Linked DNA regions of Homo sapiens: all the other regions are linked to region 1. A link is a loop called in an ENCODE intact Hi-C map of the cell type or tissue named here. Cell type or tissue: heart right ventricle. All regions are shown on one strand.

What was found. Peaks named below come from ENCODE experiments on the same cell type or tissue, not always from the same donor. Only the 100,000 strongest peaks of a DNase experiment are listed, where the experiment ranks them.
Region 2: a loop joins it to region 1, with 2.5 times the contacts of the local background. A loop is called at or near these places in 8 of 110 quality-filtered maps.
Region 3: a loop joins it to region 1, with 7 times the contacts of the local background. A loop is called at or near these places in 74 of 110 quality-filtered maps.
Region 4: a loop joins it to region 1, with 2.4 times the contacts of the local background. A loop is called at or near these places in 6 of 110 quality-filtered maps.

The regions. Positions count from the first base shown.
Region 1 is chr12:643,918-648,917 of GRCh38, forward strand. The region is part of intron 1 of NINJ2 (ninjurin 2); the gene reads right to left. It overlaps NINJ2-AS1 (NINJ2 antisense RNA 1), which reads left to right. Exons shown (of 5, transcript NR_122124.1): 5 at 42-1,961. Among named protein-coding and RNA genes, the nearest start is that of NINJ2-AS1, 16 kb to the left of the region's middle. RefSeq lists enhancers at 1,448-2,647, 2,666-2,960. In heart right ventricle, no CTCF peak of the experiment used is centred here; DNase peaks (open chromatin) are centred at 67, 1,974, 2,724 and 2,984; H3K4me3 peaks cover 1,879 bases; H3K27ac peaks cover 4,863 bases.
Region 2 is chr12:700,175-705,174 of GRCh38, forward strand. The region is part of intron 1 of LINC02455 (long intergenic non-protein coding RNA 2455); the gene reads right to left. The region is part of intron 1 of LOC101929432 (a long non-coding RNA gene); the gene reads left to right. Among named protein-coding and RNA genes, the nearest start is that of LINC02455, 14 kb to the right of the region's middle. In heart right ventricle, no CTCF peak of the experiment used is centred here; no DNase peak of the experiment used is centred here; H3K27ac peaks cover 870 bases.
Region 3 is chr12:745,928-750,927 of GRCh38, forward strand. No RefSeq gene overlaps it. Among named protein-coding and RNA genes, the nearest start is that of WNK1, 4.2 kb to the right of the region's middle. In heart right ventricle, no CTCF peak of the experiment used is centred here; no DNase peak of the experiment used is centred here; H3K4me3 peaks cover 380 bases; H3K27ac peaks cover 1,043 bases.
Region 4 is chr12:734,716-739,715 of GRCh38, forward strand. No RefSeq gene overlaps it. Among named protein-coding and RNA genes, the nearest start is that of WNK1, 15 kb to the right of the region's middle. In heart right ventricle, no CTCF peak of the experiment used is centred here; no DNase peak of the experiment used is centred here; H3K27ac peaks cover 2,558 bases.

The DNA of each region.
Region 1 (5,000 bases):
CTATTGCAATTGCCCATTTCCTTGTCTGTCTCCCTCTGCAGATGGAGTGAAGGTACCTGAGCGCAGGAACCATGGTCTTCATTGCTGCCTCAGCATTAGCGGAAGTGCCACGGGCCGGCTCCCAGGGGGCCAGAGTTTCCCAGGAACACCATTGAGTACCACTGAACTAGAGTCTGCAAGTTAAAGTAAGGCAAGAAGGAAAACCGGAAACAACTGTAAAAACCTGACCTTTCGTCACCTTAATACTGGCCATCATTTATCGAGTGCTTATTATGTAACAGACATTGTTCTCAGTGTGTGAGTGCAGTGTTCCTCAAACCTAAATGTGGGCCTGAATCGCAGCGGATCTTGGTAAAATGCAGTTTCTCATTCAGTACCTCTGGGGTGCGGCCTGAGATTCTGCATTTCCAACAAGCTCCCAGGATACTTTGTATAGAAAGGCTTTGGTGTATTAACTAACTCGATCTTCTTAATAATCCTATGAAATACTACTGCTATTCCCATTTTACAGATGAGGAAACAGAGGTTAAGCATATATGAACTTACATCAAAATAAATAGACTGCAGGGCAAGGAGGGAGGGGAGAATAGTGTGGGCAGTGTACAGTGCAGAAACAAAGTTCTAGGCAGAGGAAAAAGGATTTACAGAAAGCCTGGCATACAGGGCAGGGGGACGGGGCCTGCACACGGGGCTGTTTCACCGTTAGACGTTATAAGCACAGTACTTGGGGCTATGGGCTTCCTGAAGGTCCCAAGTATTTGAGACCTGAAAAAAATTTATTGACACCTACATAGGAAAAGTGAACTTTTAAATTAATAATTCCAAAATTCAAATCACGAATTGTTTCAAAAATTTTACATGATAGAATTCATATTTAGTAAGCGATACGGGTATATTTTAATGCATTTGATTTTAAAAACGGGGTAGGGCCTACTAAGAACAGGCCAAGCCCTGGCCCCAGTGGGTTTGGATATAATCCTGAGGGCAGCTGGGAACCACTGAGAGAAGCAGGAGAATGTTCTCTGTGGCTACAGTGAGGAGAATGGATTGGAGGGAGGCCAGACTGGAGGCCCAGTGGCTAGAGACCAGATAGGCAGTTACAGTCTTCCAGACTGCGAGACAATCTCTCTTTAGTGCCAAGATTAGCATAAAATCATAGCATTATATAACCCAATTATTCTTTGATTCCTGCATCCCCAATCTGACTCAGCATTCTAAATTTACTTAAGATCTGGGGACAAGGGTTTTTGGCAAATCCTTGAAGGCAAATGATGTTACAGTCAATCAGTATATGCCTTGAGCCAGACAGACATGGGTACGGGCCTCAGTTCTGCTGCTTGCTAGCTATGTGACTTTGCACAAGTGATTTAACTTCTCTGGGCCTTGGATTCCTTACTGGTAACACGAGCATAATCGATTCCTCACAGAATTAAGTGAGAAAACTATGTATGTAGGACTTCTTATGGAGTGGGTACTTAGAAATAAATGGTAGCCGTTATCATTTATGTGCCTTTGTTCTGAAATCTGCTTAAGTTTTCTCTAGGAAGTAACAGAGGGTAGAATAAATTATTTAGTATTTTCATCAATCTTCTGAGATAAAAATTATTATCCTCATTTTGCAGATAAGGAAAAGGGCTCAGAGATTAGATCACAGCTCTGTGAAGTAGGGGCACAAAGTGGTCAACCTGGAAGAGCTGGACTTTATTTTGCTTGCACTTCTGTCCATGCACTCTCTCCAGCAGTTGACATTTGCCCTCTTTGATGGCTCCACGACCAATTTCCCTTAGTCATGGCATGAGTCAGCTGTGAGGGCTGATGGCACACCACCGAATACTCTGCTGTGGCGCCACTAGCCTCCATTTACCTTCTTCTCCAACGTTTTCCAGCCTCCCTCATACCTTGCCCCCCAGTTTTATAGCTTCTGGATTTTCCTTATTAAAGAGCTTGTTTCTGAGACTCAGAACCGCCCCCGACTGGGATGTCTTCCAGAGTACCTCCCTTTCAAGGGAGCAGATAAGTAGGTCACATCGGGATGGCGAGGGAGGAAGCTGACTTCTTATGGGAGGAGGAAAAATACTGCAGGTCACATGGAGAATGGAAAACAAAATAACAGGGTTTCTCTCTTTTCCTAATTCTCTCACACAATCTCACAGGGACAGCCCGCTGCCAGCCACTACTACTGTGACTAGCATTCTGGAAACAGCACAGGCAGTACTGATTTCTTGGACCTTGAGGACACTAGTGGCAACTTGAGGATAAGCCTTGTCTACCCTGTGCTCCCCTCCATCCTACCTGCCTCCTCTTCAGGCTACTCCATAGCCCCCAGGATATTTTTTTCTCCTACGCAGTGAAGCGAAATCTCAGCTTTTACAGGAGCGTCCACCTCTTGGACTGCCCCTTGAGGGCCTGAAAGCACAGAGCTCTGCAGGGAAGCTCTGTGGGGCAGGAGGGCACTGCCCGTGAGTGCCTGGAGCAGCCCAGGATCCCATTTACAGAGACTCCTTTGCAGCAACCGGGTTAGGTCATGGGCTTTGCAAGATTCCTGCTCCCCTTCCCAACCCTAGTGAAGGCAGTTCACAACAAGGAATGTGGGTGAGCATTAAATTACGTAGATCACCGTGAAAGCCAGAGAAAAAGAGGGACAGAGGAAGGGTGCGGCATTAAAGATCCAATGCTACCAACCCCACCCTGCCCCACTATCCCTTGGGACGGAGCCCTGTTTGAATCATAACACTGGGCGGTCACATTTCTAGGAAACTGCAGCTGAAGAGGAAAGGTCCTGGTTGTGTGAGTGAGGCTGTGTACAGATTAGGACTGAAAATGTGTATCCGGGCAGACAATTGGTCTCTGGACTCCACACCCGAGGCACAAGACAAGCACACAAAACAAAATGACCAAAGCCTGACCCCTCAAACCTGAGGGTAAACAAACCTGCTTCCCTGGACAAGGGTTGTGGAAACAGGGAGTTCACCTCTGGAGAGGCGCAGGGGTTTTCCATTCTCCTGGCGTGGAGCCTGGTCAACTTCTAGCTCAGAGACTCGCTGTTCCAGGATACTGGGAGCTCTTTCACAGAAGCTTGGAGGTGATGCTGCAGACTTTGGGCTGGCACTCTCTCCCACCTGACTTCCACATTGCCCCCTGCCCTCCCTACCCCTGTTCCCAAGGCCCTCAAACTGTTCAGGGGTGCCAGGCCCCTCTGTTCCTTCTCTTCCACCCCTGCAGAAGGCATATTCCCCCATCCCTCAGGTGTCTGTGCCCAGGTGCCCCGTGGGAAAGCCCACTCTTGCCTTCAGTAGCTCTCTTCCCTCTCCTGAGACGCAAGGCTGGGTGACAGGAGACAGACATTCATCTTCACCCGAGCCCTTCATTATGCTTAATCTTTCTAGTGGGGGTGGGCCTGTCAAACACGTCTCTTTCCTAGGTTGGAGTAATCCCAAAGCACCTCTCATCATAGTGGCTGTAAATCCCACAAGTATGTGGCATGCACATAGTAGCACTGACAGTGTGGTGGTGCCCTGCACTGACAGTGTGGTGGTGCCCCACACTGAAACAAGAAGTTTGGACTTGAGAGGCTTAGAACCTTTGTCTTCTTAGAAAGTGACTGGCAGCTCCTCCTCCCTGGCACCTGCTCCAACCTGGGCCCCTTGATCTGCTGACATCTCTGCGTGACTCTGGGTGCGTTGCTTACTCCAGGTCTAGTGCAGGTGCTACAGGACTACCTGGGAGAAAGGAGCCAGTCTTGAAGTCTCCATTTCTCCCATACATCAGTCACTTAACGGATTTAAGTAAGACCTTAGTATGCATCGGGATCACCAGGGGACTTGTGAAAATACAGATTGCAGAAACCCTCATCTCCAGGGTTTCTGATTTGGTGGGTCTAAGGATTTGCATTTCTAACAAGTGATGGGGTGCTGCTGTTCCAGGGACCACATTTGAAAACCACTGAGTTCGAGTATAGCAAAAAGAAAACCTAGGTTTCAGTCCTGCCCTGCCGCTTCCAGGCTCTGTGGTCTTGTCTTTGACCTTCCTGAGCTTCACTTCTGCATCCATTAATGGTGTAGTAATGACCACTGGGTAGTTGGGAGGATTCATTTGCATCATGTGTTTGAAAGACCCTTTCACGGTGCATGGCAAATTGGATACATCAATTAGTCAACAAATACATTTTTTTTTGGATGGAATTTCACTCTTGTCACCCAGGCTGGAGTGCAATGGTGTGATCCTCGGCTCACTGCAACCTCCGCCTCCTGAGTTCAAGCGATTCTCCAGCCTCAGCCTCCCAAGTAGCTGGGACTATATGCACCCGCCACCACACCTGGCTAATTTTTGTTTGTATTTTTAGTAGAGACAGGGTTTCACCATGTTGGCCAAGCTGGTCACAAACTCCTGACCTCAGATGATCCGCCTGCCTTGGCCTCCCAAAGTGTGGGGATTACAGGCGTGAGCCACTGCGCCCGGCCTAACAAACACATATTTATTGAGTAGTCTGTCTGTTGTTCATTAGATACCCAATGCCATGAAGATTCTAAGGCCCAGTTAAACATCACACGTCTCTGGACCTTGATTTTTTCCTCTTTAAAACAAGGGCTAGACCCGTTCATCGGGGATGAACTGACCGAATGAATGGTCGTGTTCATGAGTGTTCTTTGCTCTGCAGAGGCACCTGGGCTCTCAGATAGAGGTCCAGGAAAGGCCTGGACAAGGAATAAAACATTTGGCTGTCACCTGCAAATCTAAGCACCCCATACTCCCATCAGAGTTGGACTTCTGCACAGGACCTGGAAGGCCTATTAGTCTAATAAACCAAATTTGGCCTTCAGGGTCCATCATGATCTGATTCCAACCTACCATTACAATCCTATTTCTCACTTTTCTCTTCCTTTCACCTTAGAGTCTAAACAAATCTATCTACTCATCCTTCCCCAGATATGCCCTGTGTTTTCCTGCCTCCAGCTTTTTGTTCACACTGTTTTCGGCACTAGAATACTCTTGCACTAGTC
Region 2 (5,000 bases), 56 kb after region 1:
AGTAACAAGTTCTCTCCATTATAAAAGGCAGAAGTGGGATTCATCTGTCAAGGCCTGGCTCTTTCCACACCAAAGGAAAATCAATCAGGCATCCTACAGGCCGTTAGCCACTAGAGGGGCCGGATGAGTTGGGTGGCTTAGAGCACTGTTCTCTAACTTGAGCACGAAGCAGAATCTCCTGGCCTTTTAAAACACAGAAGACCCCACCTCTGAGTTTCTGGTCCTGTAGGTCCGGAGTGGAACCAGACACTTTACATTTCTAAGAAGGTGTCAGTCCATCCAGAACCACACCTTGAGATTAACTACCTTAGAGCTAATAGTCTCCAGGAATGGAAAACGCACTTCCCAGTTCATGTCCTACTGGCAGTGGAGTCAGGGAACGTGACAGTGTCACTCTTGTATGGGAAGGCCAACAGATCCCCAAGTGCCCTTAGAATAGAGTTCCCCATGTTCTGAGAGTTGATAGAAACATGTGTTCTTGACTTCTGATTCCACTGCAAGATTTCACCCACAAAATATTTTCATTCTTGAATGTGCATGGTTACAATCAATCCTCGTTATTCCTGGATTTCATATTGGGAATTTGCTACTCTCTGAAATTTATTTGGAACCCCCAAATCCATCCTTGCAGTACCTTCAGTCGTTCACAGACATGTGCAGAGAAGTGAAAAGTTTGAGTCACTCAAACCAAGGTGATGCACATTCCTGCCGCAGTCAAACAAAGCCAGGCCCTGCCTTCTTGTTTTAGCTCTCCACGGTAATGCGGTGTCCTTCCTATTTGCAGTACATGTAATGTTATGTTTTGACATTTTTGTGCTTTTTTTGGTGATTTTGCTCTTTAAAAAATAGTCCCCAAGCATAGTGCTGAAGTGCTGTCTACTGTTCCTAAGTGCAAGAAAGCTGTAATATGCCTTACGGAGAAAATATGTGTGTTAAATGAGCTTCATTCAGGCGTGAGTGACAGTGCTGTTGGCCATAGATCTAATGTTAATGAATCAACAATATATAATAAGTATCTTTAAACACAAACACACATAATTGATTGGTTGATGAAAAATGTGATCAGAGGCCGGGCACAGTGGCTCACGCCTGTAATCCCAGCACTTTGGGAGGCTGAGGCAGGCAGATCACGAGGTCTGGAGATCGAGACCATCCTGGCTAACACGGTGAAACCCTGTCTCTACTAAAAATACAAAAATTAGCCGGGCTTGGTGGTGGGCACCTGTAGTCCCAGCTACTCGGGAGGCTGAGGCAGGAGAATGGCGTGAACCCGGGAGGCGGAGGTCGCAGTGAGCCGAGATCGCGCCACTGCACTGCAGCCTGGGCAACAGAGCGAGACTCCGTCTCAAAAAATAAAAATAAAAAAAAGAAAAATGTGATCGGAGGCTCACAGGAACCTCACCCTGTGTTGCCCCTAGGAGCAATGTTTCAGTATTCACAGTAACCTTATGGAAAATGAGAATCGGCTGTATATCGTAGGGAATCTGAAGGCTCAAGGCACATGGAAGAACCACAAAAATCAAGACAAGAAAAAAATGGAAAAAACCTGAAAATTGACTCAAAGGCTTGGCAAATGCAAACACATATATATAATATAAAAATTTTATTTTATTTTTTTACAGAATGGGGTCTCACTATGTCACATATCATGTTGTTTCTCTAGTTATTTGATATGCCAGAATACAGGAAATGGTTAGGGAAAAGAGTTGTTGCAACGTCTCCGCCTTCTCCTGTTATCCTTACAGACGACATTTTGTCTGTAAAAAGTGAATCTCATGCCCCCATCCTCATCAACTCTGTCCTTCAAGAACTGTCAGAAGCCTGTGTGGTAATAATGCCAGGCTTCTCACGTTCAGTGCCTGGGCCTGGAGGGAGGAAGGGTCGGGTCCTTGCAGCTGCTGTTTATCTCACTTCTGTTGTAACCAGAGAACAATGGGTCCTGCTAAGGGAGGGATGAGAATAATACTTCCATTGTTGGCACAGCAACTAAAGATGGGGCTCTGAACTTGGGGATCAGTTCCCGCTCCTCTCCTTGCATTCTGAGTATTCTCAGAAGCACGGCCACTTTTCAAAGATATACTGTTATGCTGGGAAGCCAGGGGAGGAATCTAGTATCCAATACAACCTTGAACCATGCACACACTAAGAATGCAAATAGTCGGGCGTGGTGGCACATCCTGTAATCCCAGCGCTTTGAGAGGCCGAGGTGGGAGGATCGCTTGAGGCCAAGAGTTCAAAACCAGCCTGAGTGACATAGTGAGACCCCCTTTCTCTACAAAAAATAAAATAAATTAGCCAGGTGTGGTGGTGCATGCCTGTAGTCCCAGCTACATGGGAGGCTGAGGCAGGAGGATCACTGGAGCCCAGGAGATCAAGGCTGCAAGTGAGCTATAATCATGCCTTTGCCCTCCAGCCTGGGCAATAGAACGAGACCAGGTCTCTAAAATAATAATAATAAGAAGAAGAATACAAATAAATGGCCTGGAACTCAGACCATACCTATTTGATAGAACGCCATCTTCACAGGTTTGGGTGGGGTAAACTCTTCGGAATCCTCCAGCCCACAGCGTAAGCGTAGCAGGACTAACACGTCTGGGAAGAGGTTCAGCTCACACAGATGGGATAGTGGCAGGACTCTCATTTAGTCACAGTAATTAAAGATGATTGTCAGTTAAGTATACGAAGATGCTCTAACCTTTTTTTTTTTAAGTTCTAGCTTGGAAAATGTGTGATTTTTATATATGTCATCACAGTCTTCATTCACTCTGTCACAGAATCAAGACCGATTCCGTGTGCTCTTGACGATTCTGTTACACTCCTGCAGGTACAGTTTCCTTCCTCTGGGACATGTGATGGCTCCGTGTAAAGGGGATGGGAGGGACTATTTTCTTACCATGAGGTTTACAGGTTTCCATTCCTGTGTTGTTTACAGGTTTCCATTCCTGTGTTATGTTCAGAGAATGCACTGTATTTGCATTTGAAATGTGCCTACTTTGACAGTTCCTAGCAATTGGTCAGTAGGAGGCTGGAGCTTGAAAAATGCGTAGGAGGAAGGTGAAATAGAATGGGATGGCTGCAAAGAGGAAGAGGGAGTGGGAATCCCAAGCAATTTTCAGTTTTGCTACCACTAAGATTCTTTTTTTGTTTGTTTGTTTTTTGTTTTTTGAGACGAAGTCTTGCTCTTGTCCCTAAGGCTGGAGTGCAATGGCATGATCTCGGCTCACTGGTTCAAGCGATTCTCCTGCCTCAGTCTCCCGAGTAGCTGGGATTGCCACCACACCCGGCTAATTGTTGTATTTTTAGTAGAGATGGGGTTTCACCATGTTGGCCAGGCTGGTCTCGAAATCCTGACCTCAGGTGATTCGCCCGCCTCGGCCTCCTAAAGTGCTGGGATTACAGGCATGAGCCACTTAAAAATGGTTAAGATGGTAAATGTTATGTGTTTTTTAATCTCAATTTTTAAAAACGCTTCATGAGGACAGACTTCAAAATTAAATTTTGGCAAGGGGACATTTTTAAGAGAGCCTTTCTCAAACTTGCTTATGGATATATAATTCTCCAAAAATGGTAATAAATCTGAGATCTTGCCCAGTTGTAAGCCTTGGAAAGAGAGATGGCAATTTTTCCCCAAAGTATGCAACCAGAGAAAGACACAGCCTTGAAGAACCATGAAAAAGAAGAAGAAGAACAAGCAGGAAGTTCTCAGGGGAAATAGTGCCAAGTGCAGGCGAGCCTGCCATAAGCGACAAGCGTTGATATGTGGTGTCTGAGGGGACAGGCACTTCTTGGGTCCTGCAGGGGTACTCTGAGTGAGGAAGAATGAGAAACAGCGTGGAGCAAGCCCTTGGGTTCACTCAGGGCTGCGAACTAACTGAAGGTAGTTGCATGCCATGGCCAAAATAAACTGGAAGGAAAAACCATTTGTTGTGACTTTGTTGTGAGTGTAATCACAATAGCAGGTGCTAAACAGGAAGAACCCAGAAAACAATTCTTGAAACCCCATTCAGCGCCTCTGGAGAAAAATGCCTCAAAGTGCTCCAAGACTAGAGTTTGGAAAGCAAAGACGGGCCAGGCACAGTGGCTGACACCTGAAATCCCAGCACTTTGGGAGGCTGAGGTGGATGAATCATTTGAGGTCAGGAGTTCAAGACCAGCCTGGCCAACATGGTGAAACCCCATCTCTACTAAAAATACAAAAAAATTAGCCAGGCGTGGTGGTGCATGCCTGTAATCCCAGCTACTTGGAAGGCTGAGGGAGGAGAATCGCTTGAACCTGGCGGGTGGAGGTTGCAGTGAGCTGAGATCATGCCACTGTACTCCAGCCTGGGAGACAGAGAGAGACTCCATCTCAAAAACAACAACAAAAACAAGAAAGCAAAGATGACAACGGGCGTGGATCAGTGTGTGGACTCTAGTAGCCTGGGACAGGAGCTGAAGACATGCTGTGATCATGGATCCAAGTCCCTCTTGCATCCTTGGCTGCCAGATGGTGATCTGGCCTCGGCCTTGGCTCACAACAGTGAAAGAGAAGCCAAACAGACAAACCAAGAGGAAAGCTAAACCTTGTAGGGGTTTGATTTCAGAGTAACCCCAGCCAACTGTCAACCTGAAACCACTTTCTCAAGGCATTATGACTACCAGGTGCCCAAGCTAGAAATGCCCTATGTAATGCACACATCACAATTACCTGTCCCGCTCATAAATCCACCTTGTTTCCTTTTCCAAAGGCCCTTAAACATTGCCTTAATACAATTAAGATGATACAGGTTGCCCTGGATGCTGCTGAAGAGGTCCCTTTGGAGTATTTTAAGTACTGTTTTCCTTCCTTACCTCCTTTTTTCCTTCCTTCCCTCCCTCTCTCCCTCCTTCCTTCTTTCGTTCCTTCCTTTCTTCTTTCTTCCTTCCTTTCTTCCTTCCCTCTCCTCCTTCTGTCCTTCCTTCCCTCCTTCCTTCCTTATTGTGGCAAAACATCCATATCAACATTTACCTTTAAAAAAAGG
Region 3 (5,000 bases), 100 kb after region 1:
CCTTCAAATAATATTATGACATTTCATATATAGTATAAGACCCTAATAACATTATTCTTCCATTTCCTCCTCCTGTCCCTTATGCTATAACCATTATACATTTACTTCTATATATATTATTTTTTTAAAATTTTATTTACTTTAAAAATATTTTTTGTTTTTTAGAGACAGGGTCTCACTATGTTGCCCAGGCTGGTCTTAAACTCCTGGCATCAAGTGATGCTCACACCTCGGCCTCCCAAAGTGTTAGGATTACAGGCATGAGCCTCCATGTCCCGCTTACTTCTTCATATATTATAATGCATATTATACCTTGTTTTTACGTTTGCTTGAAACCATCATTTACCTTTTAACATGACTAATAAAGTGCCTTTTATGTTTTCTTTTATTTATTTTCTTTTTTATTTTCTGGGCTTTTATATTTTCCAACATATTTTTTTTCTGGTATTTTCATTCCTTGTTTAAATCCTAATTTACTACTCCTTTTACTAATATACTAATACTTTCCTTTAAAAAAATTATTGCAATGCAGGTCTGCTTGCAATGAATTCTCTCACCAAAAAATATATCTAGGTTGGATGAGGAGTAGTGGTGAAACAGTCCAACAGGTGTATTTTGTAAAAGCTTCCTAGGTGATTCTGATAAATCTTTTCCTGTGAGAGCATGTTAAAGCCTGGGACATTTTAAATATTTCCCCCTATGTTCTTTCCAGATAATGTGAAAAACTTATACTTGGTAATGTCTTATGGTGACATACTGTGCAGCTATTAAAGAACGATGTTTCCAGAGAGTATGTAATACACTGGAAAAGCTTACGACATAATTATAAAATTTTTATCTGTCTGGAAAGAAATACGCCTACATATTAAAGGTTGCTATCTATGGCTGGGTAGATTTTCTGGTAATTTTCACTTTCTTCCATACTTTATTCTGTAACGTTCAAATTATCTGCAACGAGTGACAATGTGTTAAGAAATTCACAAAATAAAGAGATGAGTATTCAGCTGGGCACCGTGGCTCACGGCTGGCCAACATGGTGAAACCCCACCACTACTAAAAAGAAAAATAAGCCGGGCATGGTGGCGTGTGCCTGGAGTCCCAGCTTCTTGGGAGGCTGAGGCAGGAGAATCACTTGAACCCGGGAGGCAGAGGTTGCAGTGAGCCAAGATTGCACCACTGCACTCCAGCCTGGGCGACAGAGTGAGACTCCGTCTCAAAAAAGAAACAACAAAAAAGATCTGAGTATTCCCCAGAAGTAATTCTCCTTTTCATTTTGGTGTGTACTACCTAGACTTTTTCTGCATGCCTTTAAATACACACAGAAACAGAATTTTTTAAAAAAATACAAGATGTGATATAGTGCATATTATTCTGAAACTTGAGCCTTTCACTTAATAGTTATGGCACCACATACATATTTCCCTCCTTTTTTCCTACTGTTGCATGGTGTACCCCAAACTGGAAATACCATAGTTTAGCTATTTTCTTATTGATGAACATGCAGATCATTTGGATTTTTTGTTACAAATAAAGCCATAGTGAAAGGTTTTATGTTTTGTTTTTGTTTTTTAGAGACAGGGTCTTGCTCTGTCACTCAGATTGGAGTGCAGTGGCGTGATCATAGCTCACTGCAGCCTCGACCTCCTGGGCTCAAGTAATCCTCCCACCTCAACCTCCCAAGTAGCTAGGACTACAAGCACACACCACTGCACCTGGCTATAGTGAATATTCTTATAGATATTTCTTTCCTTTTTTTTTTTTTTTGAGATGGAGTCTTGCACTGTTGCCTGGGCTGGAGTGTAGTGGCACAATCTCGGCTCATTGCAACCTCCACCTCCCGGTTCACGTGATCCTCCTGCCTTAGCCTCCCGAGTAGCTGAGGTTACAGGCACACACCACCACACCCGGCTAATTTTTTGTATTTTTAGTAGAGACGGGGTTTCACCATGTTGGCCAGACTGGTCTCGAACTCCTGACCTTGTGATCCACCCGCCTCGGCCTCCCAAAGTGTTGGGATTACAGGCGTGAGCACCCACCCTCTTATAGATATTTCTTAGGAAACACGTGCAAGTATTTTTCCAAGGTAGGTACCAAAAAGAAAGAAAAAGACGATGCACATTGTACGTTTTAATAATTGCTAACAAATTGCCCTCAAAAAAGCTTGTACCAATTTACCGTATCATTAACAGCACGTTTCTCCACATCCTCGCCAACACTTGATATTATGAATCCCTAAAAATTTTGCAAATTGCCATGATGGGGACACTAAAAAAAAAAAAAAAAAATTTTTTTTTTTTTTTTTTTTTGCTCAATTTAGACCAGGCGTGGTGGTTCACGCCTGCAATCCTAGCACGTTGGGAGGCTGAAATAGGAGAACTGCTTAAGTCCAGGGAGTTCAGACCAGCCAAGGTAACATAGTGAGACTTCATCTCTACAAAAAATTTAAAAATTAGCTGGACATGGTGGTGCACACCTGTGGTCCCAGCTACTCGGCAGGCTTGAGCCTAGAAGTATGAGGCTACAGTGAGCTGTGATTGCACCACTGCACTCCAGCCTGGACAACAGAATGAGACTCTGTCTCAAAAAAAGATAATTTTTCAATTTTATGAGAGAAAATATTATATTTTAATCTGCATTTTGCTAGTTACTGAGTTTCAGCATCTTTTTCATGTCTATTTTTGTTATTTGCATTTACTGCTTTATTTTATTTTATTTTTTTTTCTGAGACACAGTCTCGCTTTGTTGCCCAGGCTGCAGTGCAATGGTTCAATCTCGGCTCACTGCAACTTCCACCTCCTGAGTTGAAGCGATTCTCGTGCCTCAGCCTCCCGGGTAGCTGGGACTATAGGCGCGCACCACCATGCCCGGCTAATTTTTGTATTTTTAGTAAAGACGGGGTTTCACCATGTTGGCCAGGCTGGTCTCGAGCTCCTGACCTCAAGTGATCCTCCCACTTAGGCTCCCAAAGTGCTGGGATTACAGGTGTAAGCCACCATGGCATTTACTGCTTTGTAAATTATCTTTTCATATCCTCCTTTTCTATACAGTGGTTTGCCTTTTTCTCAGTGATTTAAGAGGGTTTTTTTCCCCCCATATCTTTTGGATATTAATCTTTTGTTATACAGTCTCCAGAGTTTTTCTGGCAGTTTGTCACTTGTGTTTTGTTGAATAGATTATCAATTTTGATATTGTCAAATATTTTCCTTTGTGGCTCTTGGATTGCTCTTTGAAGCCCTTTAGTACCCTATGTTCTCCTACATTTAAAAAATTATTTAGAGATATTTTTTAAAAGTTTGGTTCTTCAATTTATGTGGAAATTAATTTTGTGAACAGTCTGAAGTAAACACTGACCTCATTTATTTTTCAAATGAATAACTAATTGTCCAAGCACTGTTTATTATTTTGCCCTACTGACTTCAAATGCCATTTTCTATATGAAATTCCCATACATACATGAGACTGTTTCTGTACTCTCTCTTCTGTTCCATTGCCTATGCTTATCTCAATACCATATAGATTTAATTTTATGGTTTTATAATATACTTTGATATAGGGAAAATCCCACCCCCTTTATTTCATTTATAATATAAAGTTCTTAAAAAACTATTCTTCATTGTTTATCTGCCTGATTCTCACTTCCTACTTCCAGATGACAGGGTTCCAGACGACAAAGAGGTAAAATAAAAATTACCCATAGGCAAGACAAAGGAGCATGGGAAAATGAGGGAAAGGAGACAAAAAAAAAAAAAGAGAAATGCTCTTAAGGTGGGACAATTTTTCCCCTACACTTCAAGAAGCAACTTTATGTATCAATATTTTGCCACATTCAAAGTAAGGTAGATTTTGTGTGTTTAGGATATTTCAGCCACTGTCTAAATCAAAGGTGTCTCTGACTTTCATTGCTAGCTAGTTACCAATGGCAGAAACCATGTAAACAAAAAAATGTGAATGGAAGGGAATAGAAAGAAACATGAATCAATCAATGTGAGAACATGAACAAGAACTAGAGAGAATAGAGACATGGTGAGACAGAATAACATACTTGTATTCTTCTTGTGGAACCAAATGTAAGGAAGTCAAACCTCTGAGCTTAGTGCATTCATTGTATCCTGGGTTCTTTGTTATCTCTGTTTACAGTCACTTGATGTTTTATATGGAACATAGAGAGGTTGATTCTTTACTGGATAATTGAAGTGACAGAGAAAGGAAAAGTACTATTAGGAATTATAGTAATGAGTAACAGAAAATACCATTTACTTGGAGGTAGGTTGGTAAGCATTAAAAAGAACTGAGTGAGCTGGGATCAAGCCACTGTACTGCAGCCTGGGCGACAGAGTGAGCCTCTCTCAAAACAAAACAAAACAAAACAAAAACTGAGCAAAAAAGTGTTTGTTAGTAAAATACGCACACTAAATAATATAACCTTTAAATCTAATCATTGTACATAATAAGATTATATTCAACTTAAAATTGTATCTGTTTTCATTGTAAAGCTAATATTACACAAGTGGGAAAAGCTGTCTCCTAGGCAAGTGTGGTTTTAAGTCAACAGTTAATTAAATTACTTACAATGAATTTAGTTGTTCCTGGTTGAAAAGACATGTTGATAGGGCATGGTGATTATCAAGGGACTTGTGTCCAATGCAGTGTGGCCAAAGTTTCAGGGCTCAGTAAACAGGAACAGGCAATAATAAAATCCTTTAACAACCACTCACACAAAAATATCCTAATTTTTTCATGGTGCCAAAAGGGAACATTGTGATTTACTGATCTTCTTTTAACTTGCCAATTTGTAATTAGCTGCCTTATGTTTAAAATCAGACTATTTTTCCTAGTGAAGCAACAATTGGGTAAGTTTTATTTTACTCAAAAGTACAATAAAAATGTATTTTACAGCCATTTCTTCCCTTGCTTACATTAGGTTTACGGTTAGAAAAACACTCTTAATTCCATTTGCCATAATGAGATTATTTACCATTACCAATAGCAAACGAATGAAA
Region 4 (5,000 bases), 91 kb after region 1:
GTCTGCCTTGGCCTCCCAAAGTGCTGGGATTACAGGCATAAGCCACCACGCCCGGCCAAGCTTCTTGAAAATTAATTTGTCATAAATGTGAGGAATTATTTCTGAATGCTCAATTCTATTTCATTGATCTCTACATTTATTCTATCCTAATGCCACACTGTCTTGATTACTGTAGTTTTGTAGAATGTTTTGAAATCAAGAAGTGTGCTTTAACTTTGTTCTTTTTCGCAATTGTGTTGATGATTCTCTTGAAATTTTACACAAATTTTAGTATTAGCTTGTCAATTTTTGCAAAGAAGCCAAGTGGAATTTTAATAGGGATCACACTGAATCTGTAGTTTAATTCGGAAGTATTTCCATCTTAACAATATTAAGTCTTCTAAACAGAACATGAGATGTCTTTTTATTAATACTTATTTAGGCATTTAACTTCTTTTCACAATGTTTTGTAATTTTTTTTAAGACTAGTCTAGTCCAGTAGTGAGAAGGGGAAAGAATAGACTAGGGAGTTTACAAGATCTGTCAAGTTTTGTAATTTTTAGAGTATAAGTTTTGAGAATAAGTTTAGAGTACAAGTTTTGTACTTCTTTTGTTAAACTTATTTCTAAGTGTTTTATTCCTTTTTATGCTTTTGTAAGTGGAATTACAGGGGCCAGGCACGGTGGCTCACGCCTGTAACCCCAGCACTTTGGGAGGCTGAGGCAGGTGTATCACTTGAGGCCAGGAGTTTGAGACCAGCCTGGCCAATATGGTGAAACCCTGTCTCTACTAAAAATACAAAAATTAGCTGGATGTGGTGACGCATTCCTGAGTCCCAGCTACTAGGGAGGTCGAGGCTTGAGAATTACCAGAACCTGGGAGGCGGGGGTTGCAGTGAGCCAAGATCACGCCACTGCACTCCAGAGAGAGAGACTCTGTCTCAAAGAAATAAGTAAATAAATAAACAAATAAATGGAACTACAATACAGTAAATGTCAGGATCTTGAGCAAATAACTCTGTTTCCTTAAGCCACAGTTTCCTTACCTATTTTTGAAAAGTGGTTGTGGGCCCCAGATAGGACTGGATTGAACTCTAAGTGCCTTTCAAGCTTCTTCTAAGACCCTGTTTTATGATTCCGTTTAAGTCACTTTTTTTCTCCAGGAAGGTACTATTTTATACGCTCCATTCAATGTAACTGAAAAAATACAAGGTAGATAAAAAACACTTTTTGTTCTTATTTTGGGATGATGGGAAGGGGTGCTAAGGAATCTGTCTAACAAAGACAAGGATTAGGAAATGACAGACTCCTGGAGTTGAAAGTGTCCTTAGAGGCCATTCATTCCAGCCTAAGGTCCAATGTGGAAATTGCCCTTGGTATCGCTGACTGATGATCCAGCTCCTTCCTGCTTGAACATTTTCTGTAGCAAGGAGTTCATTGGCTCACACAACAGTCGATTCCAGTTTAGGGAAGCTTTAATCATTAGCAAATTGTTGCTTATATTAAAGCTGAAATCTGCCTCCTTGTGACTTTCACCCTTCTGCCTGTTGGAACCATACAGAATAAATCTCATCCATTTTACACACACAAGTCCTTCGGATAGTTGAAGAATGTCATCTTGTCCCCAACGCAAATTATCTTATCCACGCTATGTTTCCCAGGTTTCTTCAACAACTTTCATAGGACGTGATTTCCAAACCTTTTGCCACCCCAGGCTCCAATATTTGGCACTTGTTTTGTCAATTTCTTCTTTAAAAATAGTAGTCAGACTGAGTGCAGTGCCTCATACCTATAATCCCAGCATTTTTGGAAGCCAGGGTGGGAGGATTTCTTGAGCCCAGGAATCCTGGCCTGAACAACATGGCGAGACTCTGTCTCTACAAAAAATTAAAAAATTAGCTGGGTGTGGTGGTGTGTGCCTGTAGTCTCAGCTACTTGGGAGGCTGAAGTGGGAGGATCACTTCAGATCACTTCAGCCTGGGAGTTTGAGGCTGCAGTGAGCCGTGATCACACCACTGTGACAGAGCGAGACCCTGTTTCCAAAAAAAAACTTTTTAAAGTAGTGGTCAGGGCTGGGCACAGTGGTTCACACCTGTAATTCCAGTACTTTGGGAGGCTGAGGCAGAAGGATCACTTGACCCCAGGAGTTCAAGACCAGCCTGGACAACATAGTGAGATCCCATCTCTAAAATTAAAAAAAATATATAGTGGCCAGAACTGAGCATCATACTATCTATTAATGGTTCTTAAGCTTTTTTTTTTTTTTTTTTTTTTGAGGAGGTGGGGGTCAAACACACCTTTGGGAGTCAGGTGAAAACTATGTACCCTTCCTATAAAAGAATATAGACACAAAATTCTTTATTTGCTGAGGCATGGTGTTAATATTAATCAACAAACCAACCAAGGCTGTGTCTCGGAAGATTTAGTTGGTGTTTCTTTTAGTGTTTACTGAGTCATTACGATGTTGAATAGTACAGATCAGGGACAAAATTTGGCATGTGCCTGAGGTCCTCCCTCTGTACAGCTGTGCTCTTGATATCTTCCAGCTCACATTTCTCCATTGTGCCCATGAAAATATCCTAATAGACTTCGTAATAAGCCTTGATAAAAATAAAAGGACACCATGTCTTATAGCATTTCCTTGATTCAGCAGGTTAGTGTTCTTATCAGAAAAGGAAATGGGCATTATGACAAGGCATTAGTTTTAGAGTTGATGCCATATTTATCATGTTATGCAACAGTCGTGCTTCCGAGATTTGTGCAAATAATATACTAATAATAACCAACATATATAGAACTTACTGATAGGCGCTGTTCCAAAGGGGTTACACCCACTTGCGAATTTAATCTAACAACCGATGCAGCGGGTGCTGCTATTATCCACGTTTTATAGATGAGGGAAAAGGCAGAGGGAGATTAAGGAGCTCGGACAAGTTAAGTAGCTACTAAGTGACAGAGCCAGGGTTTGAACCCAGGGTTTGTCTAGAGAATTCATGTGCAAATACAGCCTGGTAATTTTAAAATCTCAGACTTAGAGGAACACTGAGCTTTTAATAATTATCTGCAAATTTGGTTTCCTCCCTCAGGATGTCTATCCTGGTTCCACGCTGTTTACCTGTCAAAGAGAATGAATAGAGCATCCTTAGCGCTTGCTATTTGCCCAGAAAAATATGTTTTCAGGTAGGCAAGTTTCTTTCTAATCAGTAAATACGAGAGGGGGAAAATCCTAAGACTCACTAAGATTCAGTGTCTTGGGTTTAGATGGAGGTTATATTTGGACATACAATTACCTGCTAGTAAAGTTAGTCACTGTGTAGGTGACTCTACGGCCGAACTCATCCCCTTTCTGTGTCTCAGTTTCCCCATATATTTTATTCCAGTTTGCACCCTTCCTCAAAGGGACTGTGGGAGAAAGAGGATAAGTGTATGAGTTTGAGAAAAAGATAGCAGAAAAATACAAGGTGCCATTAGAAGTTATCTGTCCTGAACAATAAGCCATTACAGACCAATAAACAGGCCAGGCACGGTGTCATGCACCTGTAGTCCTAGCTACTGGGGAGGCTGAGGTGGGAGGATCATTTGAGCCCAGGAGTTAAAGGCTGCAGTGAGCCGAGATCATGCCACTGCACTCCAGCCTGGGCGACAGGGTGAGACCCTGCCCGCCCCTGCCAAAAAGAAAAGAAAAGAAAAGAAAAAAATTTTAAAAGACCAATAAACACCGTTTTGGAATTAAAACTACTGTAAAATAACGAACTTGAGTGGGCCATTGCATCACCTTTTAAAAATACAGATATGCAAGCCCAGCTAGAAAACTAATCCTAAATTTAACATGAGGATTAGGCCTGCCGTCCTCATTTAAATTAAGAGTCACATAAATTGCCGGCTATAACTTCAGGGACTATTGTTAATGAGGGATTTTAACTGTGAAGTGGACTGTTGTCAGGATCAGGAAGCAGGTCAGACTTTATTTGACACAATATTGCATGTCCCTTGTGCCTCTATTTTTACCTAAAAAAATATAAAAACTGACTGGGAAGGCCCTTTAAAACCCCAGTTAATATCATAGAAATACTAAAAGCTTATAGTGTGTTAGAAGCTGACAAGCTATCATAATATCTAAATGGATCTGTTGACCTTTAAAATGGAGCTTGGCTCTCATGTCCATTTGTCACAATTTCCTACTTATTTCCTTCCCCACCTTTTCCCCATTGTCAACTCTTGTTATTCTCAGTGGTCATGGAAAAAAAAAATTACTTTGAGGGCCTTAATGTGATTGAAAACAACACAGACTGGCAGGTCATCCCTCCTCCTTACTGGACTATTTCTAACTGGGCTCATTACAGAGCCTCTAAACAGTGAGAGTGAAAAGCCTCGAACACAAAGCTCGTTAAGGAATTCATTTTGGTCTTCCCCTCACTCCTCACCACAATGCTCTAGTGATTATATTCAGTCCAATTATGTATGTTCTACATGTAATTAAAATGTACAAGATGATCAGATTGCATAAGCTTTGAAATGGTCTTCTTATAAAACAGAGTATCATTAATATTAGAGTGGAGAGAGAAACCGAATTTTGCAAAGAAGGAATGAATGCGAGATTGAGCTAGAGGAGATTGGATGAATGGGTTAGTCAAGCTGGGATGGAGAAGTAATGAATACGAAGCTCTATATCTTATATTTAGTATTTAAATAATTATAGTAATAATTTTTTAAAACCTTTATTTTTTCTTCTTTTGTTTTGAGACAGAGTCTAGCTCTGTTGCCCAGGCTGGACCACAGTGGCACAATCTCGACTCACTGCTACCTCTGCCTCCCGGGTTCAGGGTTCAAGCGACTCTCCTCCCTCCGTTACTGAGTAACTGACTACAGGCGCGCAACCACATCGGCTGATTTTTGTATTTTCAATAGAGAAGTGGTGTCACTGTGTTGGCCAGGCTGGTCTCGAATTCCTGGCCTCAAATGATCCACCCACCTCAGCCTCCCAAAGTTCTGGGATTACAGGCATGAGCCACCACACCTGGC